Regions from separate parts of the Homo sapiens genome. Here all the other regions are linked to region 1. The links are chromatin loops, found by intact Hi-C in ENCODE. Cell type or tissue: OCI-LY7. All regions are shown on one strand.

What was found. A loop is a pair of places that touch in the nucleus more often than their neighbours do. Peaks named below come from ENCODE experiments on the same cell type or tissue, not always from the same donor. Only the 100,000 strongest peaks of a DNase experiment are listed, where the experiment ranks them.
Region 2: it touches region 1 in a loop (3-fold over the local background); 27 of 110 quality-filtered maps call a loop at or near these places.
Region 3: a loop joins it to region 1, with 3 times the contacts of the local background. A loop is called at or near these places in 18 of 110 quality-filtered maps.
Region 4: it touches region 1 in a loop (6-fold over the local background); 72 of 110 quality-filtered maps call a loop at or near these places.

What each region holds. Positions count from the first base shown.
Region 1 is chr12:113,192,215-113,200,214 of GRCh38, forward strand. It overlaps RITA1 (RBPJ interacting and tubulin associated 1), which reads left to right. Exons shown (of 4, transcript NM_032848.3): 4 at 1-154. DRC10 (dynein regulatory complex subunit 10) reads right to left here. Exons shown (of 5, transcript NM_001330452.2): 4 at 5,327-5,398; 5 at 3,232-3,675. The coding sequence ends at 3,361. Among named protein-coding and RNA genes, the nearest start is that of RITA1, 10 kb to the left of the region's middle. RefSeq lists a silencer at 1,890-2,184. In OCI-LY7, CTCF peaks have their summits at 4,894 (motif pointing right) and 5,093; DNase peaks (open chromatin) are centred at 4,927 and 5,497; H3K27ac peaks cover 4,361 bases.
Region 2 is chr12:113,270,943-113,278,942 of GRCh38, forward strand. It overlaps TPCN1 (two pore segment channel 1), which reads left to right. Exons shown (of 28, transcript NM_017901.6): 8 at 1,716-1,750; 9 at 2,290-2,348; 10 at 2,627-2,726; 11 at 5,977-6,093; 12 at 6,298-6,422; 13 at 7,247-7,295; 14 at 7,830-7,893. Among named protein-coding and RNA genes, the nearest start is that of MIR6762, 17 kb to the right of the region's middle. In OCI-LY7, no CTCF peak of the experiment used is centred here; no DNase peak of the experiment used is centred here.
Region 3 is chr12:113,307,932-113,315,931 of GRCh38, forward strand. SLC8B1 (solute carrier family 8 member B1) reads right to left here. Exons shown (of 16, transcript NM_001358345.2): 11 at 7,404-7,545; 12 at 2,303-2,424. Among named protein-coding and RNA genes, the nearest start is that of MIR6762, 20 kb to the left of the region's middle. RefSeq lists an enhancer at 1-367. In OCI-LY7, CTCF peaks have their summits at 2,812 (motif pointing right) and 4,773 (motif pointing right); DNase peaks (open chromatin) are centred at 2,780 and 4,770; H3K27ac peaks cover 961 bases.
Region 4 is chr12:113,421,556-113,429,555 of GRCh38, forward strand. SDSL (serine dehydratase like) reads left to right here and starts at 825. Exons shown (of 8, transcript NM_001304993.2): 1 at 825-922; 2 at 6,407-6,601; 3 at 6,865-6,904; 4 at 7,605-7,744. The coding sequence starts at 6,428. In OCI-LY7, a CTCF peak has its summit at 3,982 (motif pointing left); DNase peaks (open chromatin) are centred at 656, 3,946 and 4,796; H3K4me3 peaks cover 1,308 bases; H3K27ac peaks cover 918 bases.

The DNA.
Region 1 (8,000 bases):
CTAAGTCTGCAAGCCCTAGAGGAGTTTTTCCAGGCTGTCTGTGAAGCCTGGGGAACACAACGGCAACTGGGAGATTTGTGAGTGAACACTGTTTCATCTTAATATGCTTCTGAATTTATTTTCATGTACTAAATAGATCAGCTCATCAAAGCCATGAATGTCACTTTTTTTCCCCCTCAGGGTAAAGGCCATTGTTAGGCCTGAGTTGATTTAAATAACAAAGTTAAATACAACAGATAGTACAAGGATGTGGCAGGCAACATGACAGCGGTGAGTGGGTAACTGAAGTTTGGGAATCTGGGGCTTCGGGAAGCGCTGGACTCTTCCTCCCGTCGGCTTCTGGCTAATGCCACTAACTTGTGGTTGGCCGGCTCTTCCTTAGCTCAGAGTACAGACAATAGTATTTTTTTAGTTTTGTTTTTAAGTTTGTTTGTGTGTGTGTGTGTGTGTGTGTGTGTGTGTTAAGGTGGGAAATAAAACACAATGGCTAGGACTTTGCCAAGTGGAGGGTCCAAGAAAGCCAGACAGTGACATGTGTGTCTGCAGAGCACTTAGGATGCAGCCCAGGACTTAGGAAAAGCAACAAAGCCTTTGCGCAGATGGAATTGCACCCAGATTGGGCAGTGTGGGCTGGGCTCTGGGCCTCTCCTTGCCCCCGTCTTCCTGTAAGGCACCTCCAGGAGGCACCAGGATTTTAGGGAGTCCAGTTGGAAGCCACATCATCTGGTTGGTACGTCTGCCTTGGGGCAGGGAAGAGTGGACACTGCTGGGGAGGGAGACCTGCAGTGCCCAGGACCAGTGACACACAGAAACACCTGTGGGGTCAGGCAGGCCAGCTGTGCTCTCATGCAAACATGCTTTGTTTTTTGTTTGTTTGTTTGTATGTTTGTTTGTTTTTGGTGTTTCTTTTTTTTGTTTTGTTTTGTTTTTTAAGACACGGGGCCTCGTTTCCTTGCCCACCCTGGAGTGCAGTGGTGCGATCATAGCTCACTGCTGACTTGACCTCCCGGCTCAAGCCATCCTCCCCCTCAGCCTCCTGAGTGGCGGGGACTACATGCATGCACCACCATGCCTGGCTAACTTCTTTTAAAAATTTTTTTGGACTGGGCGCGGTGGTTCATGCCTGTAATCCCAGCACTTTAGGAGGCCGAGGCGGGCGGATCACGAGGTCAGGAGATCGAGACCATCCTGGCTAACACAGTGAAACCCTGTCTCTACTAAAAATACAAAAAATTAGCCGGGCGCGGTGGCAGGCGCCTGTAGTCCCAGCTACATGGGAGGCTGAGGCAGGAGAATGGCGTGAACCCAGGAGGCGGAGCTTGCAGTGAGCCGAGATCGTGCCACTGCACTCCAGCCTGGGCAACAGAGCGAGACTCTGTCTCAAAAAAAAAAAAAAAAATTTATAGAGAGGGATTTCATTCCTTCCAGTAAGAAACAAGAAAAAAAGGGAAAAAAAAGAGACATGAGTCTCACTATGTTGTACAGGCTGGTCTCAAACTCCTGGCCTGAAGTGATCCTCCCGCTTCAGCCTCCCAAAGTGCTGAGATTACAGGTGTGAGCCACCTCGCCCAGCTGCAATGTGCATTTTAAACATATAGAATGTTTAAGCTTCCTGGAACTTTCACTAACAATTAGTTACTCACGCCCACCTCAGTTTTTCCTGAAACATCCATCTCTCTTTTGCCTTCCCATCTTCCCCTTTGTTTCCACAGACATAGGCCAGAAATAACCTCTCTTTCCTGGCTGGGCATGGTGACTCATGCCTGTAATCCCAGCACTTTGGGAGGCCAAGGTGGGTGGATCACTTGAGGTTAGGAGCTTGAGACTAGCCTGGTAAACATGGCAAAACGCTGTTTCTACTAAAAATACAAAAATTAGCCAGGCATGATGGCGCATGCCTGTAATCCCAGCTACTCGGGAGGCTGAGGCAGGAGAATCGCTTGAAACTGGGAGGCAGAGGCAGTAGTAAGCTGAGATCCAACCAGTGCACTGCAGCCTGAGCAACAGAGCAAGACTCTGTCTAAAAAAAAAAAAAACAAACCTCTTTCCTCCTCCCAACTACAGTAAAATCTGGCAGTAGCCCAAGGTGACACTAAAGGGCAACGGACACCAGGCTGTGGTGTATGTAAGGCAGTTGGGGGTGGTGAGGATGGGGGCGACTTACTTTACCATCTAATGGGGGCTGCTGCTGCTGAGCCCTAGGAGATATGCAGACCTGGGATATCTGGATGATTAGATTTTTTTCCAGAAAAGGGAGAGTGTTGGATTTCTACATGGTAGCCCTCAGTTTTTTAAATGCTGACAAATAATTTAAAGATAATTGTTCAGGCCGGGGGTGATGGCTCATGCCCGTAATCCCAGCACTTTGGGGGGCCCAGGCAGGAGGATCGCTTGAGGCCAGGAGTTCAAGACCAGCCTGGGCAACATAGTGAGACCCTGTCTCTACCTACCCTTTTTTTTTTTTTTTTTTTTTTTTGAGACAGGGTCTTCCTGTGTCACTCAGGCTGGAGTGCAGTGGCACAATCTCAGCTCGCTGCAATCTCGACCCTCCCAGACTCCAGTGATCCTCCTACCTCAGCCTCCCAAGTAGCTGGGACTACTGCCGTGTGCCACCATGCCTGGCTAATTTTTTAATTTTTTGTAGAGACAAAAAATAAAACATGGGGTTTTGCCATGTTTCCCAAGCTGGTCTCAAACTCCTGAGCTCAAGTGATCTGCCTGCCTCAGCCTCCCAAAGTGCTGCGATTAGAGGTGTGAGTAACCACTCCTGGCCTAAAAATTTTTTACTTTAAAAAAAAAAAGTTGTTTTAAATAATTGTTCAGCTCCCTGGAATGTGAGGCTGAGGGCTGCTGTGACCTCAGGACTCCCTCTGAGCTTTCACAGTGCTAGAGCAGGGGAAGTTGCAAGCAAATTAATCCCAGAACAGGGTTAGGGGCAGCCTGAAACCTGAGGCCCCGCTCCTCCTGGAGTTCCCTGCCTGCTTCTTTGCCCCCTATGGGCAGCTGTGACCCACACCCCGCTGCCCTGGTGAGTGATGTGTCCATCATGGCCATGGCAGCTTCCGGGCTGCAGCTGGGGTCTGGTTTCCCACTAAGGCTGAAGTAAGGAACCATAATCTCTGGGCTGACACCCCAGGCTGCACGCTCCTCATGGAAACACCATCTGTGAGCTGGACACACACAGCCCACAGCCCTGGGTAAAGAGATTTATTCGTAGAGCGTTCCCTTCAATGTGGCTTCAAATACTTTTTAATTTATTAAATAAAAACATGAAAGCCGTGAATTTAGTGCTCTCCATCTCGGGCCTTCCTGGCCTGGTCTCTGGGAAGATAAGGGTCAGGAGCGGGCTGGGTGGAGAGCTCATTTCTTGCCCTTGCCCTTCTCCTTGCCTTTCTGCTTGCCCTTCTCCTTGTCCTTTGCTTTGCCCTTGCCCCGCTTCTTCTTGGATCTGAGCAGGGAGCGCACCAGATAGCCCTTCCATAGGGCCTGGATGAGCGTGGCCGCCCGTACCATGCGCACCATCTCCTGCTCTGCCTCCATCCTTTTCTTGGAGTTGATCTCCCGCTCTTCCCGGATCTGCGCAAACTCTCCCACCAGCACTTTGTGCCTCCGCCTGAGCTCCTCCAGCGAGATCTTCTCCTCCCTGTGAACAGCGTCCAGATCCTCCAACTCCTCCTGGGGTGAGGGGTGGGGCTGGGGTCACCACACATAGAGTGCCTCCTCCCACCCTCCTCCCTGAGGCCCCCTTACCCTTCCCAAATGGTCTTCTGCCCCAGCGATGCCCCTAAGCTAAGCTGTTCAGCATCTCTCGGTCCCAGTGACATGGATGGGGAGAGGGGATGGGCTCCATCCTAGCTCTAGGAAGGACCCAACTGAAATAATTTCAGGAACAGGAAAAGAACATGGGCTTGTGAGTTGGGCAGACTTAGTTTTAAGTCCCAGCTCTGCCACACCTCAACTGACTTCACCTTTCGGGCCTTCGTTTTTCCTCATCTGAAACATGGGGACGATTCCGAAGCCAGGGGCTGTTTCTAGGATTAAATGACCCGATGGACACAATGTACTGGACATGATGCCAGGCACACAGTGGGGACACAAGAAATGGAGGCTGCTGCCATGAAAGCAGTCTGTTCCACAAGACACCAGAGGAGAAGGAACTTTCTCAGGCCTCAAACGGAGTCCCAGAGTTCTTCCTTATGTCTAACCATAGCCTCTCCTGCTGTCATTTACACCCGTTTTCCTTCCTTCCACTGATGTTTTCCCAGCATCTACAAAAAGCAGAGCACTGCCAGAGGACACAGAGCTGGGTGGACAAAGTCCCTGCCCGCAACCAACCCACAACCCTCATGGGACCCAGAGAAATGAGAGCCCCCGCCTGCAAAGCTCCCCTCTCCAGGCCCTGATGGTTGCCCAGGACAAGGTTCTGACTTGCCCTTCTCTGAAGAGCACACCTGGCTTTGGCTCACTCCAGCGCATATTACCTCCAGTGCTCTCCAGTGCTCCCCAGTCCTCCCTGGCCCCTGGGTTGGAGCCATGGGCCACCAATGTTATCCCAGTGCTGGGTGAAGGGTTTGGGCGTGTCTCGATTTGAAGGTTACCACCCCCTGAGCACTTCCCTCCAGGCCAGACCCTGTGCTGGGCACACACACTTGCAGCCATGGTGTCTCACCGAATCCCCGCCATGGTCCCAAAATGGGAATTACTGCCTTTGCTAATCAGATGCAGAAACGGGCTTGGGAAGGTCAAGTACCTTGCTTAAGGCCACACAGCTGGCACATCTCAGGTGCTCAATAAAAACTGGCTGAGTGACTGAGTGATGCAGTGGAGGCAGGCTCCCATCTGAGTCTGTGGGAAGGAGCCCCACCTTGTAGGGGTGCTGGCAGGAGCCCATCCAGAGGAGTATGGGATGTGGACACTAGATGGAGCCATGATCATTAGGCCCAGTGTCAGAGTGTCAGGCCCTTCTAGCCAGTCGCTTTTTTTTTTTTTTTTTTTTTAAATTAATAGAGATGGAGTCTTGCTCTGTTGCCCAGGCCGGTCTTGAATTACTGAGCTCAAGCGATCCTCCCACCTCAGCCTCCCAACGTGCTGGGATTACAGGCATGAGCCACAGCACCTGGCCTTGCAGCTTCTGGCTCTTTTCTTTCCCACCTCTCACTCTGCCCCAGGCTGGACAAACCCTTTAAACAAAGGGAAGTGCTCCCTGCAGAGAGGCTCAGAAGTTTGCCCACTCCATGGACCATCCCAAGGCTACTTTTCCCATTCATCCCATTCCTAGAAGGTCTTGGGAAAAGCATGCGAGAGAGACTTATTCAGCGACAAATACCTGCTTCTCACCCATCTCTGTATCATATTTCTGGATCCAGTTCTCGATTTCCGTTTCCACTTTATATTTCTTCTAGAAAAGATCCAATTTGTCATTGTTTGATGGAATATATTAACAATCAACAGCACTGAGCACTCTCTGCATCACTAGGCTCTGGCAGGTGCTTGACATGCCTCGCCTATTGAACAAGGAGGTTCCCTTTTCTCCATTTCACAGGGGAGAGAACTGAGGCTCAGACATGCTATCTTACTTGCCCAAGGTGACAGAGCTAATGGGTGGCAGAGCCTGAATTTGATGCCAGCAGCCTGGTTCCAGGACATCCTAGGCAGAGAAAGCAGCAGGTGCAAAGGCCCTGAGGTAGGAACAAGCTTGTGCTGTTTAAAGGACAGAAATCAGCCTGGCGTGGTGGCTTACGCCTGTAATCCCAGCGCTTTGGGAGGCTGAGGCAGGCGGGTCACTTGAGGCCAGGAGTTTGAGACCAGCCTGGCCAACATGCCAAAACCCCATCTCTACTAAAGATACAAAAATTAGCCAGGCATGGTGATGCACACCTGTAATCTCAGCTACTCAGGAGGCTGAGGCAGGAGAATCACTTGAACCCAGGAGGCAGAGTTTGCAGTGAGCTGAGATCATGCCACCACACTCCAGCCTGGGTGACAGAGCAAGACTGTCTCAAAAAATAAAAATTAAAAAAAAAATTAAAGGACAGAAATCAAGCCAGTGTGACTGGAAGGGAGTGGCGAGGAGGAAAGTGGTCCCCAACAAGGTCCAAGGAAAAGGCTGTGTCACAGAGGGAGTGTCAGCAAGAGGAGGCTGTATTCTCAGGAAAGGGTGAGGTGAAGCCACTGGGTGATTTAGATGCAGTGGAGGGACATGATCTAATCTTGTTTTTAAAAGATTATTTCCACCATAAAAAGCAGTGAAGCACTGATCCATGCTACAACATGGGTGAACCTTGAAAACACAGTGCTAAGTAAAACATGCCAGACACAACGGCCACAGAAGATTCCATTCATATGAAGTGTCTAGAATAGGTGAATCCACAGAGACAGAAAGCACATTAGTGATTGCCAGGGACAGGGGGAATAAGGGAATGGGGAGTAACTTCTTAATGGATATGGAGTTTTATTTTGAGGTGATAATGTTTTGGAACTAGATAGAAGTGGTGGAAGTGGGGGTGGCACAACATCGTGAATATACTAAATGCCACTGAATTGCTCATTTTAAAATGGTTTTATGTTATGTAAGTTTCACCTAAATTAAAAATAAGCAGGCTGGGCCAGTGGCTCATCCCAACCATTTGGGAGGCCACGGTGGGAATGGGAGAATTGCTTGAGGCCACAAGTTCTAGATCAGCCTGGGCAACAGAGCAAAACCCTGTCTCCACAAAAAATGATACTTTTTTTTTTTCTTTTGAGATGGAGTTTCGCTCTGTCACCCAGGCTGGAGTGCAGTGGTGTGATCTCGGTTCACCGCAACCCCCGCCTCCTGAGTTCAAGCAATTCTCATGCCTCAGCCTCCCAAGTAGCTGGGATTACAGGTGCATGCCACCACGCCCGGCTAATTTTGTATTTTTAGTAGAGACAGGGTTTCACCACATTGGCCAGGCTGGTCTCGAACTCCTGACCTCAGGAGATCCGTCTGCCTCAGCCTCCCAAAGTGCTGGGATTACAGGCGTGAGCCACTGCTCCCAGCCAATAATAATAATTTGTAATTAGCCAGACGTGGTGACATGCCCCAGCGACCCATGAGGGCTGAGATGGGAGGATCACTTGAGCCCAGGAGTTGGAGGCTGAAGTGAGCTATGATCACGCCACTGCACTCTGGCATGGGTGACAGAGTGAGACCCTGTCTCAAACATAAATAAATAAATAAATAAATAAATAAACCCCCTAATCCTACAGAGCAAGAGCCCTTAGCTTGGGCACCATGGGTAGGCCGGCTTCAGGGGGACTGGGCTCCCCAGGGAACTGTCCACTAGGATGTGTAAGTGCATCTGTGCCTTCTTTCTGGGGGAGAGGCCCGTGGCTTCCATCAGATGCTCAAGAGTGTGACACTAAGAGACTGGAGACAAGTATTAAAAAGGGTGCCTTTTACAAGGAAAGAGATTTGGAAGTTGGGTGTGTGCTAGGCCTGGGTCTTGGCTGAGATGATGAAGGAGAAGGCAAATGAAGGTTTTGGGTTTTTTTTTTTAAGAGGCAAGGTTTCACTCTGTTGACCTGGCTGGAATGCAGTGGCACAGTTATAGTTCACTGCAGCCTCCAAACTCCTGGGCTAAAGTGATCCTCCTGCCTCAGCCTCCCAAGTAGCTGGGACTATAGGCACACATCACAGCGCCTGACTAATTTATCTTTTATTCTTTGTACAGACAGGGTCTTGCTGTTGCCCAGGCTGGAGTGCAGTGGTGCAATCACAGCTCACTGCAGCCTCCGCCTCCTGGGTTCAAGCGATCCTCCCACCTCAGCCTCCCAAAGTGTTGGGATTACAGGCATGAGCCACCTTACCCGGTCAGAAATGATATTTATTGAACACTTACTATGCACCAGCTCTCTCACTACCATCTCATGTAATTCTCATGTAACAACCATTAAGACCAATGTTAGCATTTTCATTTCTGAGGTGTGAAATCGGCAGCTGGGCAGGAGTTGAGTAATTAGCCTGAGCTTTACATGCT
Region 2 (8,000 bases), 79 kb after region 1:
TAGTTTTATAAATTCAGAAAGATTTTAAAAATACGCCAGGCATGGTGTCCCACGCTGATTGTCGCAGCATTCTAGGAGGAGGAGGCAGGCAGATCGCTTGAGTCCAGGAGGTCGAGACCAGCCTGGGCAAGATAGGGAGACCCCATCTCTACACACACACAAAAAAAATATACAGGAATTAGCTGGGTATGGTGGCATGTGGCATGCACCTGTGGTCCCTGCTACTCAAGAGGTGAGGCAGGAGGATCACCTGAGCATGGGGAGACAGAGGTTGCAGTGAGCTGTGACAGCGCAACTGCATTCCAGCCTGGGCAACAGAGCAAGACTCTGTCTCAAAAATAAATAAGTAATAATAACATGAACACCCATGGACCTACCATCCAGCTTAGGAAATGAAGCCTTAGAAATAAAATGGAAGGCATGTTTGTGACCTTTAGTGATTGTGATTCCCGCTTTCCCCAAAGGTACCCCCTGTCCTACGCTTATCATTCCCATGCACGTCTTTATATTTTACTTCACATTTACATTTCCCCAAGTGACAAAGAAATGATAATGCTTTGCATACTTAAAAAAGTCTCTAAGTGGTTATATAATATGGGTGTCCGCTTCTACACATTGCCCTTTCGCTCAGCACTGTGTTTTTGAAATTTATTCCTGTTGATACATGTAGATGCTGTTTATTCATTTTCACTGGAGCGGAGCAAGTATGCCAAAGCTTGTTTATCTGCTCTTCTGTCGGACGTTTTTCTTATCACAAATCCCACCGCAGTGAACACTCCTGTGTGTTTCCCGGTGCTCACGCTTGAGAGTTTCCCAAAGGCGCTTGCCTGGGCCCTGAGAGACGGCAAGCTTCAGCTTCACTGGGTACAGCATGGTCACAGGCTGCTCACTCAGGAGGGCTTAGTTTTTCAGGTGGGGCTGACTGTGACAGCCACACAAGAGTCACAGGGCATAGACATCGGAAGCCGTGGCACTCAGCTGGGAAAGCCGAGGTCCTTTCACCAGGACTCCGCAGATGGTGAAGACAGTGGAACTCCAGAGCCCTGACTCTGAGGCTAGAGCCAGGGCCAACCCCTCCCGGCCCTCGTGACTGCCTTGTCCTGAGTCATGGCTCTCACTTCCTCCCACCCACCACCCCACTCTTGGTAGAATTTTGTTTGTGCTTCTCCGGGGGTAGGGGCTGATTTCCCCTGAGGGCAGAGTTCCTCCCTTTTCCCACTCAGGATTTCAGGGACTCAGGGAGTGGTCCATTCCTGGAGGGAGGAAGTGAATGGCATTCCCACCCTGGGACCCTGGCTGCAGGGAGCAGCGGATCCCTTTGGAATTTAGTCAGCTGTCATGTTCTCAGAACCTAAGATTGCGAAACAGCAGCCTGGATTCCAGATCCAGCCTACAGATGGGTTTTGTTTGGTCTGAAAACTTTGAGCCAGCATTTTAAAATTAGATTTTACACAAAAATACAGACTTCCAGCCTTTTGAAAGAACAGAGCCGATAGTGCCCGGCACATTGCTGTAGGGCAGCAAGCGTCTGGTGCCAGCAGCCCTGCTCCCTTCCAACAGAGCATGTGTTCTCAGGGTGCTGTGGTCCCCAGCAGTCCCTGCTGCTCTTCCTGACCTGCTGCGTTCATTTGCATGTATTTGTCCAGTCCTTTTGACACCAGGTTTTGGGACCTCTGCTCTAATCCTTTTGTTTATCTGTTTCCACCCACTTCTAGGTTTCTACTTGTTCTCCCCTAACCCTTCAGACCCCGTAAGTAATCAGCACATTTGTCCGTCTCTTCTTTTATGGAGGGCTTTTCCCTCAGACAGGGTCACCGGCGTGACCCTGTGGCCATATGGGGAAGGGGGGGCCTGCCTGGTTTCTCATCATAGCTTGTGTGTGCATTGCACCTGGGAGTTCCCATCACTCAGACTTGACCACTTTCTTCCTTGAGAGCTGGGGATCCCCTTTTCTGTTCTTGAAAGGAGTGCCGCCAGGATCAGGTTTGGACCATTGGAATATTTTGGCAGAGGAGCAGTGGGGGAGAGCCAGGCGAATGGCCCAGACATGTGACTCCCTAGAAAAAAGTCCCCCCAAGTCAATAGTTTGCTTCTGCCGGAAGCATCAGGTGCAGGAAAGGGGAGGCCTCTGGACTGCATGTTTGCTCTTTCCTCTGCCTCCCTCAGGGATTCCTTGAGAGATGCAAGAGCGGTCAAGGCAGGGCATGCCAGGTGGCCCATCACAGCCTGTTCCTGATGGCCGTGTGCTCTTGGCTGGTCCCGACTTCTCTGCCCTCTCTTCCCTTGCAGTACTTCAGCACCCTGGAGAACAGCATCGTCAGTCTGTTTGTCCTTCTGACCACAGCCAAGTAAGTGCAGGCTCTGCCTTGCCTTTGGTCCTCTGCTGCCGCCCTGGGGTCTCTTTCTCTTTTCTGCCAAGTATATTCCACATCCCAGCACAGGCAGGTGCTGTGGTGCTATTGGGAGACAGGGTTGGCCCACTGAGCACGGAGCCCAGGGATGAGAGTAGGGGAACCAGGGTTGGAGGCTGGGAAGGCAGACAAGGAGCTGTCCTCTGCAAGGCATGTGCTCTGAGAGGATGGAGACAGGCAGATACAGCACGCCGGGTCACCCTCTGCAAATACAGTTTCCCAGATGTGATGATGCCCTCCTACTCCCGGAACCCCTGGTCCTGCGTCTTCTTCATCGTGTACCTCTCCATCGAGCTGTATTTCATCATGAACCTGGTGAGTGACTATGCCTCAGGCTACGCTGAAGCAGCCTGCCCCTACCCATGCAGCACTAGGCACTGTGGGAGTGGAGAAGTGGGGACTGTCTTCTGCCTCTCAGGGCAGAACGTTGGGGCAGGAAGTCCCAGATTCATAGTCAGGTGCGGTGTTGCAGGGAATGCCCTGTCGGGACTTCAGGAGTTCAGCCAGTTGCTGGGGGTGGCGTCCTCACCAAGGCAATGCTGCTGATGCTGGTAGTGCTGGATGTGAAACCCAGGCAACCCTGGGACCTTTTCATTCTTACATCAGAAATAAGCAGTTGACCCTCGGTGTCCACAGGGATTGTTTGCAGGACCCCCTGTAGGTACAAAGATCCACAGATGTTCAAGTCCCTTATATAAAATGGCAGAGTATTTGCAGATAACCTGTGTACATTCATCCTCTCATATATTTTAAATTATCCTGCATTACCTATAACACCTAATACAATGTAAAAGCTATGTAAATAGTTGTTATACTGGGCTGGACATGGTGGCTCACGCCTGTAATCCCAGCATTTTGGGAGGCCAAGGTGGGTGGATCATTTGAAGTCAGGAGTTCGAGACCAGCCTGGCCAACATGGTGAAACCCTGTCTCTACTTATGAAAATTAGCTGGGCGTGGTGGTGGGTGCCTGTAATCCCATCTACTCAGGAGGCTGAGGCAGAAGAATTGCTTGAACCCAGGAGGTGGAGGTTGCTGTGAGCCGAGATCATGCCGTTGCACTCCAGCCTGGGCAACAGCACGAGACTCTGTATCAAAAAAAAAAAATTGTTATACTATATTGTTTAGGGATAATGACAAGAAAAAGAAGGCTGTACATGTTCAGTACAGATACAACCATCCTTTTCTTTTTGGAATATTTTTGATTTGCGGTTGGTTGAATGCATGGATGGAGAACCCACAGATAAAGAAGGCCAAGTATATTATAATAACCATAAAAGCTGGCATTTAGTAAGCCTTAGCCACTTGGCACTATGCAAAGTGCTTTACATATGAGGATGAAATAATTTAATAAATAAACACAACCGTGGAGGTAGTGAGTATGGTTCTCCATGTGCAGATGAAGAGACTGAGGGTCAGAGTGACAGTGTGATTTGCCCATGGCTACATAGCTTGGAGTGGCCAGGCCAGGCTCATCCCAGAGCCCTGTTCCTAACCACTCTGTTCAGTTGCACTCACGTGCCAGAAATGTCTTGTGTATTTCTACCTCACTTATCAGGAACCATCAGAAAATCCAGTATAGAACACGTTCTGTGAAGGAGAACGTAAAGCCTCTGTGCTCAAAGAACTTTGAGGGTGTTTGTGGAGGTGTGGACAGCCTCCAGGAGTGTCCCAGCCATCACAGATCACATCCGACACCAGGCTGTTAGGCCGGTGCCCAGACCACACATCCATGGCAGAGCTAACGGGGAGAGGCTTCCGATCGAGTCCTGTGTTTATTTTTATGCTTCTGCAGAGCATTCTCACACCAGTCACCACAGTCAGGCCCAGTATAGAAATGAAAATCATCTTTTCCAGGTAGACTTGTGAAATCTAAAAAATTTTAAGTCCTTTTCTCTTTTTTGAGATGGAGTCTCGCTCTGTCACCCAGGCTGGAGTGCAGTGGCGCAATCTCAGCTCACTGCAACCGCCGCCTCCCAGGTTCAAGCGATTCTCCTGCCTCAGCCTCCCAAGTAGCTGGGACTACAGGCACATGCACATGCCGCCACACCCGACTAATTTTTGTATTTTTGGTAGAGACAGGGTTTTGCCATGTTGGTCAGGCTGGTCTCGAACTCCTGACCTCAGGTGATCCGTCCGACTCAGCCTCCCAAAGTGCTGGGATTACAGGTGTGAGCCACAGTGCCTGGCCAAAATTTAAGTCTTAAAAAGGAGAAAATATTTCCTTTTTTTTTTTTTGAGACAGAGACTTGCTCTGTTGCCCAGGCTGTAGTGCAGTGGCGCGATCTCGGCTCACTACAACCTCCGCCTCCTGGATTCACACCATTCTCCTGCCTCAGCCTCCCGAGTAGCTGGGACTACAGGCACCCGCCACCACGCCCGGCTAATTTTTTTTGTAGTTTTAGTAGAGATGGGGTTTCGCGCTTTGTTAGCCAGGATGGTCTCAATCTCCTGACCTTGTGATCCACCCGCCTCGGCCTCCCAAAGTGCTGGGATTACAGGCCACCGTGCCCGGCCTGAGAAAATATTTTCTTGTTTTAATTCCTCAAAACCAAGAAGAAATATGTTGAGTACTTCTTTGTATTTGATTTAATTCATAATATATTTAGAGCTGTGAAAATTTAGGGCAGCAGTCAACAAAGTACGACCTGCTGGCCAAATTTGGCCCATGGCCTGTGTTTGTAAATAAAGTTTCATTGGGACAGAGTCATGCCCATTTGTTCATGTATAGTCTGTGGCTGATCTCATGATATGACCACAGGTTAGTAGTCGCAGCAGAGATCATTTGGCCTTCACAGCCTAAAACAGTTGCTGTCGAACCCTTTACAGAAAAAGCATGCTGACCTTTGATCCACAGGGAAAAAATGGGGGACCAGTTTGAGGGAAAGGACCAGAGAGTTTCCCTTAAAACATTTTTAAAGACAGAGAAAGTGTTTCTAAAAAGGATTCTTTCAAGTTCTTCCCCGGCCTTCCATCCCCCTCTGATAAGCTAACTTTTGGTATTAGCCAACTCTAGAACGTTATTTCCTTGCATGCAGAGCCTCTCACTCCCCTTTTTCCTGGGCCACACGTGAAGCAGTGACTCACAAGGAGAAGTAACAAAGGGGCAGGGGGAGGAAGGGTCCTTCTGGATCGGAGGTCAGGAGGGCAGTGGGCAGGCAGCCTCCGCCTGCCACTGGCTGGAGTCGGACTGGGCTCAGAATCCAGATGCGCCCCTCTTGCTACTCTCTCCTCCCCTGGCTTGCCCCTGCGCAGCCTGGGACAAGCTGTAGCTGGAACTGGGGAAAGGAGTGTGGGAAAGTGGAGGGGAACCTGGGAAAGATGGAGTAACAATGCCTTCATGTATCTGAAGAGGGAAATTTACAAGCGGAACAAAGGGCCTTCCTCTGTTGAGACTTGGGAGACTGACTTCCTACCCCATGAGGTGCAGGCGAGAGGGTCTCCCCAGGGCCTCTCTGGGGTGACTGGGTAAGAGCCTTGCCTAGATGATGAACTCATACCCCCCTGCACTCCCTGCCCTAACCACTCAAGGTCCTGAGCTAGGGCTCTGTGCTTCTCTCCCACAGCTTCTGGCTGTGGTGTTCGACACCTTCAATGACATTGAGAAACGCAAGTTCAAGTCTTTGCTACTGCACAAGCGAACCGCTATCCAGCATGCCTACCGCCTGCTCATCAGCCAGAGGGTAGGAACTATGGGCCAGGGAGGGGCTTGGTCCCTGTCCTCCCTCCCTTGCCCAGAGCAGCCCCTAAGCATGGCCAGGCCAGCCACTTTAGAAACCAGGAACCCTGCCCTTGGAAGAATGAACAGAGCTGGAGTGGATCTGGAGTGGGTGCCCCAAGGGAAGGGGAGTAGCCTGGGTTCCACACTGCTCTTCCCTCTCCCCCAGAGGCCTGCCGGCATCTCCTACAGGCAGTTTGAAGGCCTCATGCGCTTCTACAAGCCCCGGATGAGTGCCAGGGAGCGCTATCTTACCTTCAAGGCCCTGAATCAGAACAACACACCCCTGCTCAGGTAAGAGCAGATGCCTGGTAGGGGCAGCATGGCCAGACAAGGTGTTCACGTCTAGAGTGAACGGGGGCATGTGAAGGCCCTTGAGGTGGGCAGGCCTATAGGCTTGTCAGAGACTTCCTCCACAGATGTTTATCCATGTAGACTTACACACTGGATTCATCAGGATGCCTTTTGCAAGTGACAAAAGTCCAACACAAATCCAATTCAAGCTGACTTGAGAAAAAAGGAGCTCATGAAGTGGACTGGCCCAGCTGCTGGCCCTCGAACCCCCAGTGGGGTGGGATAGTCCCATGTGAGCCAGGTGGACAGACAGGGGTGAATATACTTCCCCAATCCCCTGCACACACCTGGCTCGGCCGCAGAGAACTGACCCGAGATCTCCAGGGGTAGGATTGGTCTTCCAGGCTGTTGATGACCAAGCCCTGTCCACAGCAGCCTGCTGTGGAGCTGAGAACAAGCCCTGTTTGAGCTGAACTTGCAGTCCCAGGTGTTGCATTAAGGCCCCTGCTAAAAAGTGAAGTTTCCGTCCTCCTAAGAATCCTAGTGCTCCAGCAGCTGCCTCTCCAGGGCACTGACACTGTCCGTAGTTAGTGCCATCGGTGGAGACTTAAGTGGATTACATATTTGTAGTACCTCAAGGTCAGAGGAGATCCAAACGCTTGCAGGTAAAGGATCCCCCAGCACTGCTGTGCTGGGACTCACATGGTGTCCCCTCTCTTCCTCCCTCACCCCATAAAGGTGTCCATAGGCAGGCAAGTAAGAGAAGCAAAGCACAGTGGAACTATGTTCTGATATTTTGTCCCTTTTTATTTTGCTTTTGGTAGCCTAAAGGACTTTTACGATATCTACGAAGTTGCTGCTTTGAAGTGGAAGGTGAGTTCTTCTCTGAGACCATAGAAGGAGTAGACAGAGAGGTCCCCACGTGGGGCAGTGAGGAGCAGGGGCACCCCGAGATCCAGCTCTCTCCCTGCTAGAGCAGCTCAGCCCCCAGCTTGGCATGGTACACTTCAGGGATCACAGGTGGCCCCAGCCCCCAAATCTGCCCTTACATTTGTGATACAGTGTCATCGTTAACAGCACCGAATCTTACTTAGACCCCATTGGTTATTGTGTGACATCAGGCGGGTTACTGAGCCTTTCTGAGGCTTGTCTTACCTGGGAAGTGGCGTAAGGATAATCCCTACTGACAAACCTCATTTCAGGACTATACTAAAATAAGGCCTCTGCATGGCACATTGTAAACGCTCGGTACACACTGGCTGGCTGTGTTGTCATGTAGATCCCTGAAGGTTAACATTGTTCCCCAGTTTAGCAGGGTGAACAGGAAAGGAAGCCAGCATCCTGGCTCCAGGCAGGGCCCTGGTCCCTGGCCCTGACACCCTCCCTCTTGGTCCTGTTGTCTACCAGGCCAAGAAAAACAGAGAGCACTGGTTTGATGAGCTTCCCAGGACGGCGCTCCTCATCTTCAAAGGTAAGTGGGCTTGAGTATGGCAGGTGTTGGCAGCTGGGGGCCGATGGAGGTTTTCAGAGACCACAGATAAGCGTCTGAGGAGAGGTTCAGAGGGGTGTGTGTGTGTG
Region 3 (8,000 bases), 120 kb after region 1:
CAGTATCTACCTCATGAGCTTATTATGAGTATAAAACACGTTACTATATGCATTGGTGCCTGTGCAAAGTTAGTGCTCAATAAAACGTGAGTTCAATATTATTTTCTTTTTTCCTTAATAAACTCCCTTTCAGGCCGGGCACGGTGGCTCACCGCCTGTAATCGCAGCACTTTGGGAGGCCGAGGCGGGCAGATCACCTGAGGTCAGGAGTTCGAGACCAACTTGGCCAACATGGTGAAACCTTGTCTCTACTAAAAATACAAAAATTAGTCAGGCTGGTGTCACACACCTGTAATCCCAGCTACTCGAGAGGCTGAGGTGGGAGAATCGCTTGAACCCGGGAGGCAGAAGTTGCAGTGAGCCTAGATCATGCCAGTGTACTCTAGCCTGGGCGACTGAGTGAGACTCTGTCTCGAAAAAAGAAAAAAAATAAAAACAAAAAAACCTCCCTTTCATATACTAAAAAAAAATATTATTTTGTCTGGAAAGGGTTCCTTATCACTTTCATCAGATTTCCAGTCTATGAACCAAATACCACCCATCATCCCAATAAGTATCCCTGTACTCATTAGCGGTCACTCCCTAGCCCCACCCCACCAGCCCAACTCGACCACTACTCTGCTCTCTGTCTCTCTGAATGTGCCTCGTGGACATTTCACATCAATGGAATGCCACAGTGTGTGATCCTCTGCTACAGTCTTCTCTCACTCAGCATCATGTTTTCAAGGGTGATCCATGTTGTGGCACACGTCGGTACTTGAAAAAACAGTGAAAGACAATTTTCCCTAAGTAGTAAAAGGCAACTTCCCTAAATGATCCATTTGCTGAAAATTCAACACCCTTCGGTTGGTACATTCATTGAGTTTCCAAAAGTAAAAACTAAAATTTTAAAAAATCATTAAGCACTAAACAATGAAAATTTTAAGTAAACTTTTTTTTTAGGACGATGTCTCACTCTGTTGCCCAGGCTGGAATGCAGTGGCGCGATCTCAGCACACTGCAACCTCTGCCTCCTGGGTTCAAGCGATTCTCCTGCCTCAGCCACCCAAGGAGCTGGGATTACAGGTGCCCGCCACCATGCCTGGCTAATTTTTGTATTTTTTAGTAGAGACAGGGTTTCGACATGTTGGCCAGACTGGTCTCAAACTCCTGACCTCAGGTGATCCACCCGTCTCGGCCTCTCAAAGTGTTGGGATTACAGGCGTGAGCCACCACGCCCAGCCAAAATGAAAATATTAAGTAAACTTTTTTTTTTTTTTGAAACGGAGTCTCTGTCACCCAGGCTGAAGTGCCATGATGCGATCTCATCTCACTGCAACCTCTGCCTCCTGGGTTCAAGCAATTCTCCAGCCTCAGCCTCCCGAGTAGCTGAGATTACAGGTGCCCGCCACCACGCCCAGCTAATTTAAGTAAACTTTTAAGGAAAAAGTCTCTGGACAAACCCCTAAATATTCTTTAGAGTGCCTAGACTAGGGAAAATGGAAAAAGACACCCACAAAGGCCATCCCATTCTATCCCTGGAGTGTCTTTAGAAACCCAAGGCTGGGCACAGTGCCTCATGCCTGGAATCCTGGCACTTTGGGAAGCCGAGGCAGGAGGATTGCTTGAGGCCAGGAGTTTGAGAGTAGTCTGGGCAACATAGTGAGACCTCATCTTTACAAAAAACATACAAAAATTAGCTGGGCGTGGTGGCTTGCGCCTGTAGTCCCATCTACTTGGGGGGCTGAGGTGGGAGGATGGCTTCAGCCCAGGAGGTCGAGGCTGCAGTGAGCTATGACTGTACCACTGCACTCTAGCCTGGACAGCAGAGGGAGACCCTGTCTCAAAAAAAAGGAAATCACATATTGTAGGATTCTATTTATATAAAATGTCCATGATAGGCAAACCCATAGAGACGCGGAGTAGAGTCGTGGTTGCCAGGGGCTATGTGGGGGGTGGGGAAATGGGGAGTGACTTATGGGCATGAGGTCTCTTTTTGGGGTGATGAAATTCTCTAAAATTGATTGTGATGATTCCACAACTCTGTAACTATAATAAAAAACATTAAATTGTATACTTTAAATGGGTAAATTGTATGGTATGTGAATTACATCTCAACAAAATTAAGCTATTACCAAAAAAAAAAAGAAAAAAACCCTGTATAGATACAAACACTCTCAAAAGCAGCTTTAAAGTTCGGTTACCTGTCTTTGTGTGACTCCTGATCAAACTGGTCAAAGTGCCTCAGAGATGCAGACAGGACATCTGTGTGGGAGACATCAGCATCCCTCCCCCCCCATCTCGGAGAACCCGGGCTTCTTACCCAGTGAAGCCTGGGGGGCTGGCTGTCAGATGTGGCAAAAAAGGTCACTGAAGCCAAGGCTGTGCCTGCGATCACCACCACGACCCAGACGGGAACGAGGCCGCCTATCTCATAGACACCATCTGCAAAGGGAGAGAAAGGGAGCTGATACCTTCCCAGCACCTCAACACCCACTTACAATGGACTATTTGGATGTCAGGTAGACACTTCCTATCTGCCCAGCCCTGTCCTAGACACTTCATGGGGGCAGAAAAATTTAAAATGCAGCCCCTGCCCTCAAGTTAGTCACATTTGAAAGAAAAAGAGAGACACACAAAAAAGACTCTCTCCAGCCTGTTGCTGTGGAACTAGGATAGGAATGGCTATAACCACTAACACCACCACCCTCTTCCACCTTCATGGCAGACATCACTAATCAAGCACAATACTTCCATCCAACTGCATTTCCAGGCAGCTCCCTCCAGCCAGGCATTACCAGTAGATGGCATCGCTCCATGAGATGAACCTGACAGTCAAACCCAGCCTCTTCACTGAGAGGTACCCAAATAAGTCCACTCTCCATTAACAAATATGAAGGTTCCAGAGGCTTCATATTAAACACCAAAGGGAGACACCCTAAGGTGAGAACACTCTAGAATTCTCCACACATCACCCTTTTCACCACTAGGAGTTGGTACTGGTCTTAAAGACGATGAATAGTTCAAATGTTCATATACCTGCATCAAGACCCTTCTTTTGTTCTTTTTTTAGTCTAGCTCATGGCTCCCAAATGACAGGGGGCTTAAGAATTATGTGAGGAGGCCGGGTGTGGTGACTCATGCCTATAATGCCGGCACTTTGGGAGGCCACAGCGTGCAGATCGCTTGAGCCCAGGAGTTCGAAACCAGCCTGGGCAACATGGTGCAACCCCATCTCTACAAAAAATACAAAAATTAGGCCGGGCACGGTGGCTCACACCTGTAATCCCAGCACTTGGGGAAGCTGAGGCGGGTGGATCACCTGAGGTCTGGAGTTCGGGACAAACCTGGCCAAGGGGCGAAACCCCGTCTCTACTAAAAATATAAAAATTAGCCGGGGGTGGTGGCACACACCTGTAGTCCCAGCTACTCAGGAGGCTAAGGCAGGAGAATCACTTGAACTCAGGAGGTGGAGGTTGCAGTGAGCTGAGATCGCACCACTGCACTCCAGCTTAGGTGACAGAGCAAGACTCCATCTCAAAAAAAAAAACAAAAACAAATTAGCTGGGCGTGGTGGTGGGCACCTGTCGTCCCAGCTACTTGGGAGGCTGAAGTGGGAGGATCACTTGAGTCCCGGGAGGTGGCGGTTGCAGTGAACCTAAATTGCATCACTGTACTCCAGCCTGGGCAACAGAGTGAGATCTTGTCTCAAAAAAAAAAATTATGTGAGTGGGCTGAATACACAAAATTGTGTACACAATATGTTATGAGTGATTGTCAAGGGGGATTTTTTTTTTTTTTTTTTTTTTTTTAGACAGGGTCTCGATGTATCAACCAGGCTGGAGTGCACTGACACAATCACAGCTCACTGCAGCCTCAAACTCCTGGGCTCAAGCCATCCTCCCACCTCAGCTTCCTGAGTAGTTGGGACTGTAGGTGTGTGCCACTGTGCCCAGCTCCTGAGATAATTTTGCCAGCATGGGGTTTTTACCTACAGTGCCAGCTTTGGATCCAGACACCTGGGCTGGAAGTCCTTTCCATGTATTTGCCACTCCTGTGCTAGAGAAATTTTAGGAGGTGGCTGGGGCGTGAAGACACTGAGGATCTGAGCTGAGTGTTAAGCAGAGAGGGGTGCAAGGGCTCTGTGGGAAGAGGGGAGTTGGGTAAGATGGAATCAAGCAGATCAGGAATAGCACAGAAAAGGCTGTAGGAGGCAGTTGGCTCAGAGTCTCAGAGGCCTTGGCTGGGTGCGGTGGCTCACACCTATAATCCCAGCACTTTGGGAGGCTGAGGCAGGAGGATCGCCTGAGGTCAGGAGTTCAAGACCAGCCTGGCCAACATGGTGAAACCTCATCAGTACTAAAAATACAAAAATTAGCCAGGTGTGGTGGCACGCACCTGTAATCCCAGCTACTTGGGAGACTGAGGCAGGAGAATCATTTGAACCTGGGAGGCAGCGAGTACAGTGGGCCAAGATCACACCACTGAGCAATGACAGCCATGGACTTTTCCCAAGAAGTACTGGGGAGCCATGGAGGTCTTTGAGTGGGGGAGTGACCACAACATATGAAAAGCAGCACTTTATAAAGATGGCTCTTGGGGGACGCCTAGAGATGGGGGAGGCTGGAGGCTGCTGCTCGGGAGGCTCACCTTGAGTCACAGCACCCCTTCAGGCTGGGAGCCAGTCCAGGGGTTTTCTCTAGACAGTGCTCAGCCCAGACGGGGGTCAAGAGTGCTTTAGCCAGAACCAGTCTTTCCCCAGGGTGGACCTGCTACCACTAGGTGGTGTTAACGCCATGTGGTGAAGATACTACATGCTGCAGAACCGTGACTCAGGAAAGGGATTCCTTCTTCAGTTCTATCATTGTATCAAGGAGAAAGTTTCCATTTGGTGCTAATAGGACTTGAACATCTCAAATACCTGCTCTTCTCCCTAGTACAGGCTTCCAGCTCATGGGCTTGACTTAGGAGGACCGAGTAAGGTGGTTTACTTTTTTTTTTCTTTTCTATTTTGAGACAGAGTCTCACTCTGTCGCCCAGGCTGGAGTGCAGGGGTGCAATCTCGGCTCACTGCAGCCTCTGCCTCCTGGGTTCAAGTGATTCTCCTGTCTTACCCTCCCAAGTACCTGGGATTACAGACACCCATCACCATACCTGGCTAGTTTTTGTATTTTTAATAGAGACGAGGTTTCATTGTGTTGGCCAGGCTGATCTCGAACTCCTGACCTCAAGTGATCCTACTGCCTCAGCGTCCCAAAGTGCTGGGATTACAGGCGTGAGCCACCATCGCTGGTCGGTGGTTTACTTTTATTGTGTTTATTTTTGCAGTTACCTTAAATTTATTGGAAATGATGCAATTCTACTACAGTTTCCTATTGATGCAGGTGACACGGTTTCCTTTTCAACAAATTTGCCTTAAAAAAAAAAAAAAAGTCTGAAGCTGGGTACAGTAGTGCATGCCTGTAGTCCCAGCTACTCAATGGAGCCCAGAAGTTCAGGACCAGCCTGGACAATACAACGAGCTGATTTAAGAAAAATATCAAATGTGGCCAGGCGCAGTGGCTCATGCTTATAATCTCAGCACTCTGGGGGAGCCGAGGTGGGTGGATCACCTGAGGTCAAGAGTTTGAGACCAGCCTGGCCGACATAGTGAAACCCCGCCTCTACTAAAAATATAAAAATTGGCCGGGCATGGTGGCGGGTGCCTGTAGTCCCAACTACTCAGAAGGCTGAGGCAGGAGAATTGCTTACCCTAGAGGTGGAGGTTGCAGTGAGCCGAGATCGTGCCACTGCACTCCAGCGTGGGTGACAGAGTGAGAGTCTGTCTCAAGAAAAACAAAGAAAAATATCAAATGTAATAGTATAGAGTAAGAGCAAAATTGAGAAGATGGTCTGTGAATGACTGATGTGTGGGAATCACTCTTTTAAGAAGCCACAACAAATACAAAAATTAGCCAAGCATGGTGGCAGGTGCCTGTAATCCCAGCTACTCGGGAGGCTGAGGCAGGAGAATCACTTGAGCCCTGGAGGCAGAGGTTGCAGTGAGCTGAGATCATGCCACTGTACTCGGGTCTGGGTGACAGTCAGACTACGTCTCAAAATAAAATAAAATAAAAATAAATAAATAAATAAATAAAGATGCCACAACGCTTGTGAAAGCAAGTCCCTGGATTTGCCCTGGCCTGAAAGGCAAGGCTTCCCCGCTCCGTAGAGAATGGATGGAGAATGGAGGGCTGTGATGAACCAGACGGCCCTAGTGGGTGGCCCTTTTCAGCTCTGAGTCACTCTCTATCAATCATCTCTCCTCCTATCTCCTTCCCTCCATGTCTGCATCCTCCCACAAACCGGGGGAGAAATTCACAGGGAATGTGGCAAGGAGGCTGTTTCATCCCGATGGAGTTTCATCCCGACACTGTTACAGCACACAACACCATGCCCAGCCATGCATCTGCACCAGAGTCCTACCCCCACCTCCAGGCGAAGCCCCTGGGCTGAGGGGGAGGAGCCTAGATGATAGGAAACAGACAGCATGAGATACTAAAGTTAGACAACAGGAAGAAATCTGGGTAGCAGAAGTTAGAAGACGTTGGACAAGCCTGGGCGTTTCCTCAGCCAGAGCAGGACAAGAAAGAAAAGGACATTCTGGGGCAGATGGGGAAAATTCAAATGCCAGTGGGGACCAGCCAGGTCACATAAACGAGGGAAGGGGCACCCAACAGGCAATGGAGGGGACTGTGATGATTTAGGCCACAGGCACCCCATAGGGGGTGCCCCTTCTCTGCTCCAGCCAGTTTTGCCTTCAGGAATGTGGCCCAGATCTTGAGAAGCCAAAATCCAGATTTTAAGATAAAATCCCCCAATTTTTAAATGCAGGCAAACAAGCTAGAGGGCTGGATTTGGCCCTGGGGTCACCTGTTTTGCAGCCTCCATCTGGGGCCAGCAAGATTGGATCAACTGACTGCAGGAGGTCCCCTGGGTGAACTTCCAGGCTGGTGTCCCTTATGGCACAAGCGCATAGTAAGCGCCTGCTGTATATCCAGGTTTCTGCCTCTAGCCCAAACCTCCCTCACGTGGTTGAGAAGAAAACTCCACTGGCTGTGCACGGTGGCTCACGCCTGTAATCCCAGCACTTTGGAAGGCCAAGATGGGCGGATCACTTGAGGTCAGGAATTTAAGACCAGCCTGGCCAACATGGTGAAACCCCGTCTCTGTGAAAAATACAAAAATTAGCTGGGCGTGGTAGTGCACGCCTGTAATCCCAGCTGCCCAGGGGGCTTAGATGGGATGATTGCTTGAACCCGAGAGGTGGAGGGAGGTTGCAGTGAGCTGAGATCGTGCCACTGTACTCCAGCCTGGGTGGAAGAAAACTCCAGAACGTGGGAAGGAGTAGGAAGGTGGGTTGGCCCGGGGTAGGGGATACTCACAGGTCCCCGACTGCAGGGTCAGGACCACAACCAGGGGGCTGATAACCAGATGCAGACAGTTGAGGGGCCGTTTCCAGTTCTGGTCATCCTTGTCCGGGTCCACGACGGGGACTGTGAGGAGCAGCAGGAACTCCACAGGCAGCTGTCAAGGGGGCAAAAGTGGGAGGGTGTCGGCAGGGAAGTCTGAATCCCAGCCGGCCACAGATGGACTTCAGTGACTCAAGAGCTCGGCCGTTCATTGCTGAAGCACTGACTGTGTGCGGGTTCCAGGCTAAGTGCCTGGTTGCCTCTGGCTACTGGGACAAATGACCACAAACAGTGACTGTCAATAGCACAGATGTATTCTTGGACAGTTCTGGAGGGCAGAAGTCCTGAAGTCAAGTTGTCAGCAGGGTTGTTCCTTCTGGAAGCTCTAGGGGAGACTGAGGGTCCTTCCAGCTTCCAGGAGCCACCTGCCTTCCAGGCCCCACATCATTCCACCCTGTGCTCCTGTCGCCACTTCTCAGTCTCTGACTCTGACCCTCCTGCCTCCCTCTTTCCTTGTGCCAACCCCTGTGATGACACTGGGCCCACTGGATAAGCCAGGCTCATCTCAGA
Region 4 (8,000 bases), 230 kb after region 1:
TTAATGAATGAATGAATGGTCAGTCATTCATCTGAGTAGCAAATAATTGCTTGGGTTCTCATGCTGCGTGTAAAATATCCGAGACGGAGAGGTGCTTCAGACAAAAATATACCTTTCCCATGTCACAAATAATAATTATAATAATTGTTTCCTTGGCCAGGTGCAGTGGCTCACGCCTGTAATCCCAGCACTTTGGGAGGCAGAGGCAAGCAGATCACCTGAGGACAGGAGTTCGAGACTGGCCTGGCCAACATGGTCAAACCCTGTCCCTACTAAAAATACAAAAATTAGCTGGCGTGGTGGTGGGTGCCTGTAAACCTGGCTACTTGGGAGGCTGAAGTGGGAGAATCGCTTGAATCCAGGAGGCGGAGGTAACAGTGAGCCGAGATCGCACCATTGCACTCCAGCCTGGGGGACAAGAATGAAACTGTGTCTCAAAAAAAAAAAGTTCCCTTGTCCTTGTTTTCCCATCCCAGACCTAAGCTGACCCCAACAGTGGTTCAGCATCCGGGACAATCACTAGACCTAAAATGAGAAGACATGGAGATGCCTGCATCCCGGAAGAGATGGCCCAGGGCCAGGGGTAAAGGCTGTCTCTGCCCCTTGCTGTCTGGGAAGCTTTGGCCAAATAAGTTCCCTTTTCTGAGTTTCAGTTTGCTCATCTGTCAAATGAGACAGGGTGGTGCATGAGTCATAGGCAGTGCCCGGGAAAGCGGTGAGGGTTGCTCTCATCCCCTCTCCTCCTCCGTCTTCACCCGGAGGCTTAGGGTCTGGAGCTTTCTCTTTAACAAAGGAGGAGGGACCAAGGTTGCCGGAAGCTGCCTGAAGCTGGACAGAGCCGGTTCCTGGAAAGAGCTGGTTCCCTGGCAGGCTGGAGGGCAGGAGCTGGGGCCACGCTGGTCTGGGATAGTTGGGCAGGGAGGTAAGGGGTCTGGGGCCAGCTGGGGCCCCTGGGGCTCAGTGTGTGTGTGAATGAGAGGCTGATGAGAGGCTGCAGGAGTTTGGGAGGCTTTGGGCAAAGTCCAAGCTGAGCAGGTGGGAGTGAGAGGGCCTGAGCGTGTTCTAGGCCCTCCTGGGAATGTCGATTGAATTCAGGGTGCCCTGCAGAAGAAAGTGTTGTGCTGGGGACCCTGAAGGGCGAGAGTGGGTTCTGCCTGCCAGAGGGGCAGGGTTGGGCATTCTGCCAGCCAAGGGGCCAGCCCGAGGTGTCCCAGCCCTGGCACCAGGGATTTGGCTGTGGAGTGCCACCAAGGTGGCCTCTGGGGAAAGGCTTTGGGGACAAGTGAGGTGGACAGCACTGGTGGTCCTTACCTCAACTCATAGATGTGACAGGTAAGGCCCAGTGACAAAAGTGACTTGGCCAAGGTTGGCATGACTGGGACCTGAGCCTGAGCCCCCTGCTTTCCCCTGGGTTATTCCACAGCAGGGAGACCCAGGTCCCCCATTTCAGCCCTGGTGGCTGCCATACGGGACAAGAGGTGTGTGTCCCTGGGCCAAGACAGCTCAGTCCCAGACCTCAGGTGCCTGATGGGGTCTGGGGTTGATAAGGCTGTTGGCAACTTGGGGCTTTTTCATTTAACTGATGCCTGCTGTCCTCTTGTGAGTCAGTATAACCAAGAGGGCTGGGGAAGCCTGGAAACTGAGCCAGGAGCATTTGGTTCCAAAGGACAATTGGCAATAAATATTAAATGCATGCAGCTTTCATAATAGTAACGATAACACTAGTATATTAGAGAAAGTATAGCATCGCGGTTAATAGCACAGATGCCAAAGACACTGCCTGGTGTGAATTCTGGCTATGCTGTTTCTAACTGTGTGAACTTGGATAAGTTACTTAATCTCTCTGGACCTCAGGTTCACTGTTTATAAAATGGAGTCAATGGTGAGTTAATGACTCATCTGTTGTGAGCCAACAGGTGGCTCACACCTGTTATCCTAGTGTTTTGAGAGGCAGAGACAAGAGATTTACCTGAGGCCAGGAGTTCAAGACCAGCCTGGACAACTCAGCAAAACTGCATCTCTATAAAAATTAAAATATCAGCCGGATACAGTGGTGCATGTCTACAGTTCCAGCTACTCAGGAAGCTGAGGTGGGAGGATTGCTTGAGCCCGGGACTTCAAGGTTACAGTGAGCCATGATCGTGCCACTGCACTCCAGCCCAGGCAACAGAGTGAGACCTTGTCTCTAAAACAAACACCAAAAAAACAAGAAAGCGGAAGGATTATGGAGTAGGGGGAGTTCATCCTGACAATCCCAGGATCCCCAGGGGAAAAATCTGGGGATTTCACCAAAAAGGAAGAGAGACCCAATTCCAAGTGGACAGACACCCAACATGGGTGCCCTTACCATGCAGGCTCATTGAATCCTCACAATAGTCCTGCCATGTACACGCTCTTCTTGCAGTTTGTTGTGTGGTTGGTTGGTTCTCATTTTTCGGGTCTAATTTTTAATTTTTTATTATTTTTTTTGAGACAGAGTTTCCCTCTTACTCTCTAGGCTGGAGTGCAATGGCGCGATCTCGGCTCACTGCAACCTCGCCTCACCGCAACCTCGCCTCTCAGGTTCAAGCAATTCTCCTGCCTCAGCCTCCCGAGTAGCTGGGATTACAGGCATGCGCCACCATGCCCGGCTAATTTTGTATTTTTAGTAGAGACGGGGTTTCTCCATGTTGGCCAGACTGGTCTTGAACTCTTGACCTCAGGTGATCCGCCTGCCTCTGCCTCACAAAGTGCTGGGATTACAGGCATGAGCCACCGCGCCCTGTCTCAGTTCTTAGTTTTAATGGTCACTTCCTCTAAGAGGTCTTTCCTGACCTCCATACCCAAAGTAGGTCCCCTTGTTCTTCTCTTTAGGACTCCCTATATGCGTGTTTCCCTCTTAGAAGTTTTCAACATTTCTGATTATTTTGTTTGTCTATGCAGTTATTTGTTAAGTGCCCATCTCATCAGGCTATAATTCAGCTCCAAGGTTGATGTCTATCTTGTCCACAGTGGTATCCCCTGTTGCTAGGTCAGGGCCTGCATCTTGTAGGTGCCCTGTAAACATGCTAAAGTAAGGGTAAGCAGGTCACCATGCTCAAAGCATGACACAAGGTATCAGTGAGATAACGTCTCCAGAGGACTCAGCTGATGACTGGCACATAATAGGGACTCAACAAATGACAGATGTTATTCTCTCTCTCTCTCTTTTTTTTTTTTTAAAGACAGTCTCACTCTGTTGCCCAGGCTGGAGAACAGTGGTGAGATCTTGGCTCACTGCAATCTCCACCTCCCAGGTTCAAGCAATTCTCCCACCTCAGCCTCCCAAGTAGCTGGGACTACAGGTGTGCACCACCACACCCGGCTAATTTTTGTATTTTTAGTAGAGACGGGGTTTCACCATGTTGGCCACGCTGGTCTTGAACTCCTGACCTCAAGGGATCCACCCGCCTCAGCCTCCCAAAGTGCTGGGATTATAGGCATGAGCCACTGCACCTGGCCAATGTTATTCTTATTAACTTACACCACAACCTGTGAGTTGGGGACTGTTTTTATCCCCATTTTAGAGAAGGGGAAACAGGCACAGAGAGGTTGTGACACTTGTTTGGGTCACACAGCCAGGAAGTCGGAGCTGGTTTCTAACTTTTGCTTCTGGTCGACCCCAAAGCCTGTGCTCTTGGGGTCCAGGGTTGAGCTGAGGCCTAGGCTGGGGTATGCGGCATTTGGGGATCAGTGATGACCCATGGGCTTCTTTCCCCTGATGCCCGAAGCTGAGAGGTGCCCTGGGTGGGACTGGGAAGAGGTGGCTCAGGCTGTGCCCTGCCCGAGGGGGCCCTGAGGATTCTCAAGGCTATTCTGACAAGGGCGTGGGGTCAAACTCAGGGCCAAGAGACCCTGATCTCTCTGATCTTGGAACCCCAGCCATGACTTAAGGGTGGACAAGAAGGTTAGGTTTGTGAGTGGGCAGGGGAAGTTGCAGCGCCCCCCCTAGCGGCCAATAATGGAATGGTGGGGACCGGCCCAGTGCTTTTCTGCCTGGGACAAGAGGAGCTGGCTGTATTTTTTCCTTTTTTTTTCTCTACTATTTTTCCTCCCTCTCATTTCCTCCATCTCTTCTTTTCGTCCTTACCCACTGGTCCATTCACACACAGCTCCTCGGCTTCAAACCTCTCAAAGGGCTGAGCGCGGTGGCTCACGGATGTAGTCCCAGCACTTCGGGAGGCCGAGGTGGGCAGATCACTTGAGCTCAGGAGTTTGAGACCAGCCAACATGGTGAAACCCCGTCTCTACAAAAAATACAAAAAATTAATCAGGCGTGGTGACGTGTGCCTGTGGTCCCAGTTACTCGGGAGGCTGAGGCAGGAGAATCGCTTGAACCCGGGAGGCAGAGGGTGCAGTGAGCAGAGATTGCACCACTGCACTCCAGCCTGGGCAAGAGCGAGACTCCCTTTCAAAACACCACGACCACCACCAACACCACCACCACCTCCACCACCACCTCCCAATGGCTTTCCATTGCAGGTAGAATTTGAATAACAACCAAACTCCTCTCCGTGGGCGGGAACCCCCTGCTGGCACCCTTGTCCACATCTCCGCCCTCACCCCCTACCCTCACCTCCTGCCCCAAACCCCTTCTGTCTGCATCCGCGGCACCCCAAAGTGCATTTCTCCCTCGAGGTGGTCCTGGCTGCTGTTCTCTGTAGGAACTTTTCCTCTTGGCTCTCTTCCTGTCATCCATTTCAAAGTTCCCCTTTCAAGAACGTACAGATGGAGGCAGAGTTAAAAGACCCCTCAGCCAATCAAAATGCACGGATCTGATTTGCATCCTGATTCAAACCGTGAAAAACCCCAAACCACAACCAACCACAGAATCAGCCACTGATCATATTTAATGGGATGATTTGAAATGTGAACAATTAACAGATATTTGATGATATGAAAAAATTATATTTTTAGATGTGATCATAGTATTGTGATTACATTTTTAAAAAAATTAGCCTCAGTGAGGTATAATTTACATAAAATAAAATTAGCCCACTTTAAGTATAGAATTCAATGTGTTTGAACAAATGTATGTACAGTCATGAAACCATATGGTTACATATAAAAAAGGAGTTCTTAGGCCAGATGCAGTGACTCGCGCCTGTAATCCCAGCAGTTTGGGAGGCTGGGGCAGGAGGATCCCTTGAGCCTAGGAGTTTGAGACCAGCCTGGGCAACATAGTGAGACCCTATCTCTACAAAAAAGTACAAAAATTAGCCAGACGTGGTGATGTGTGCCTGTAGTCCCAGCTACTCAGGAGGCTGAGGTGGGAGGACTGCTTGAGCCTGAGAGGTCGAGGCTGCAGAGAGCTGTGATTACAGTACTGCACTCCAGCCTGGGTGACAGAGTGAGACTCTGTCTCAAAAACACAAGTTCTTTACCTCCAGAGAGACATGCTGAAATATTTACAGGTGAAATAATATAAAAGAATAATAGTAATTAAGGGGTAAATAATGACACAGGAAGGGGGAGTGGGCACCGATAGGGGAGCGAGTTAGACCATGAGTTGATTGCTGAAGCTGAAGGGTTTTTGTTTGTTTGTTTGTTTTTGAGACGGAGTCTCGATCTGTCACCCAGGCTGGAGTGCAGTGGCACAACCTTGGCTCACTGCAACCTCCGCCTCCCAGGTTCAAGTGATTCTCCTGCCTCAGCCTTCTGAGTAGCTGGAATTACAAGTGTGTGTACCATCATGCCTGGCTAATTTTTGTATTTTTAGTAGAGACAGGGTTTTACCTTGTTGGCCAGGCTGGTCTCGAACTCCTGACCTCAAGTGATCTGCCTGCCTTGGCCTCCCAAAATGCTGGGATTACAGGCGTGAGCCGCTGTGCCCCTGCCAGCTGAAGGTCTTTATACAGTTCTCAATACTTTTGCTATGTTTACATTTTCCATAACAAACGTTTTTACAAAGTTTTCCTCCTGAGAGATGTCTTTCATGATTGCTTTTGCTAAAATAACACCCCATACCCTCTGCAAGTCACTCCTATTTGAAATTCTGTGACTTTTCCTAGTGGGAGGTTTTTTATGACTCGTGGGTCCCCAAACCTGGAAATGCCTGGCACATAGTAGGTGCTGAATAAGTATTTTTTGACTGAGGAATGAATTCTCCCACTCTCTCATTCATTTCTCACCATATATTGGCCACTTTCTACATCCCCAGCACAGCCACACTTATGGAATGAAAGGACCCCAGGCCAAACTTCTTTGACCAGATGGGGAAACTGAGGCCCAGAGAGTCACAGATACTTGATGGGGGTCTCACAGCTCAGCAGCTGGATGAAGTGAAGGGCACCTAAGCCAAGGGCTTTCTCCACCTTCCCCTCCCTGTCCTGGTTAAGGGAACTCTTGATGGGGACTGCCTGGGTGGTGACTTTGTGTCCTCCTGCAGGCTGTCTACCTGGTCTCCAGAATGGACGGCCCTGTGGCAGAGCATGCCAAGCAGGAGCCCTTTCACGTGGTCACACCTCTGTTGGAGAGCTGGGCGCTGTCCCAGGTGGCGGGCATGCCTGTCTTCCTCAAGTGTGAGAATGTGCAGCCCAGCGGCTCCTTCAAGATTCGGGGCATTGGGCATTTCTGCCAGGAGGTGAGGGTGTGTGGGAAGGAGGGGAGAAGTGAGGTTGTGCAGGAGGGAGGGAAGAGTGAGGGGTGTGGGCTGGGGACGGGTTCGGGCAGGAGGGGAAACATGAACTCGTGCAGATGGGAGGGGAAAGGTAAGGGCAGGGCTGTGGGCAGGATGAGGGGTAAAGGCGTATTGGGAGTGGGATGGGGAGACTCTAACGCCATTCCACATAGGCCTTCATGACACCTGCTTGGGTTAGCCGCTAACCCCATTCCTTCTCTTCCCAGATGGCCAAGAAGGGATGCAGACACCTGGTGTGCTCCTCAGGTGACCCCACCTTTTTTTGTTTCATGGGCAGAGGTTGGGGGAGGAGGAATAGGCTGGAGCGGCAGTACACATCCAGGGTTGGTCTCCTCTTAAAGGCCCAGCCTCATCAAGGTCATTGATGAGATGACTACTGTGTACATCCCATCCTAGCCTTCTCCCATAGTTCAGGACTCATGATGGTAGCAAGTGCCAGAAACCCAATTCATATAGGTTTAAGCTACAGGCTCTAAGAATGGAAAATTCTTGGGATAAGTGGCTTTCAGGCACAGGGGGATCCAGGAGCTCTCCTCTCTGTCTCTCCTTCTCTGGACTTTGCTTTCCTGCATATTAGCTTTATTTTTAGGTGGGCCTCATGGTAGCAAGATGGCCACCAGGAATTCCAGCCTTGCATCCTACCAGCCTCCCAACCCTAGGGAAAAGGGAGCACCCCTTCTCGATGCCTCGCCTCAATCCTGGAATTGTTTTTTTTTTTTGGCCCCGCTTGGGTGGCGTCTTCATCCTTGAACCAATCATGGGTTGGGGGATTAGGTTCTGATTGGCTCAACCTAAATTATGTGTCCCCCTCTTGAGTGGAGGAAGGAGTCAATGGGGCATATGAATGTTGGGGACGAGTGACTCTGAAGGGATATGGAGGGGGAGGGGAAGGCATATCAAAGGCCAATCAGCTCTGCCCACTGCCCCTTTCCTCCTTTCTGCACAGGGGGTAATGCGGGCATCGCTGCTGCCTATGCTGCTAGGAAGCTGGGCATTCCTGCCACCATCGTGCTCCCCGAGAGCACCTCCCTGCAGGTGGTGCAGAGGCTGCAGGGGGAGGGGGCCGAGGTTCAGCTGACTGGAAAGGTAAGGGCTCTGGGAAGGGGAGAACCATCTGGGTGGGCTGCTCTCCTTCACCTCACCCCACCCCTAAGACATCCTGTCTCCTTTTCCTTTCGATGAGCTGTGGCTGGGACCCAGTCCTCTCTCAGGATAGCTGAGCTGAGGGGGGAATGAGGTGGGATGGGTGTTGAGGGCTGGGATCTCCCAACTTTCCTCTGCCCACCCTGAGAAGTACCCCTCATGTGTGAACCAAGACAAATGGGAAGCTGACGATGAACAG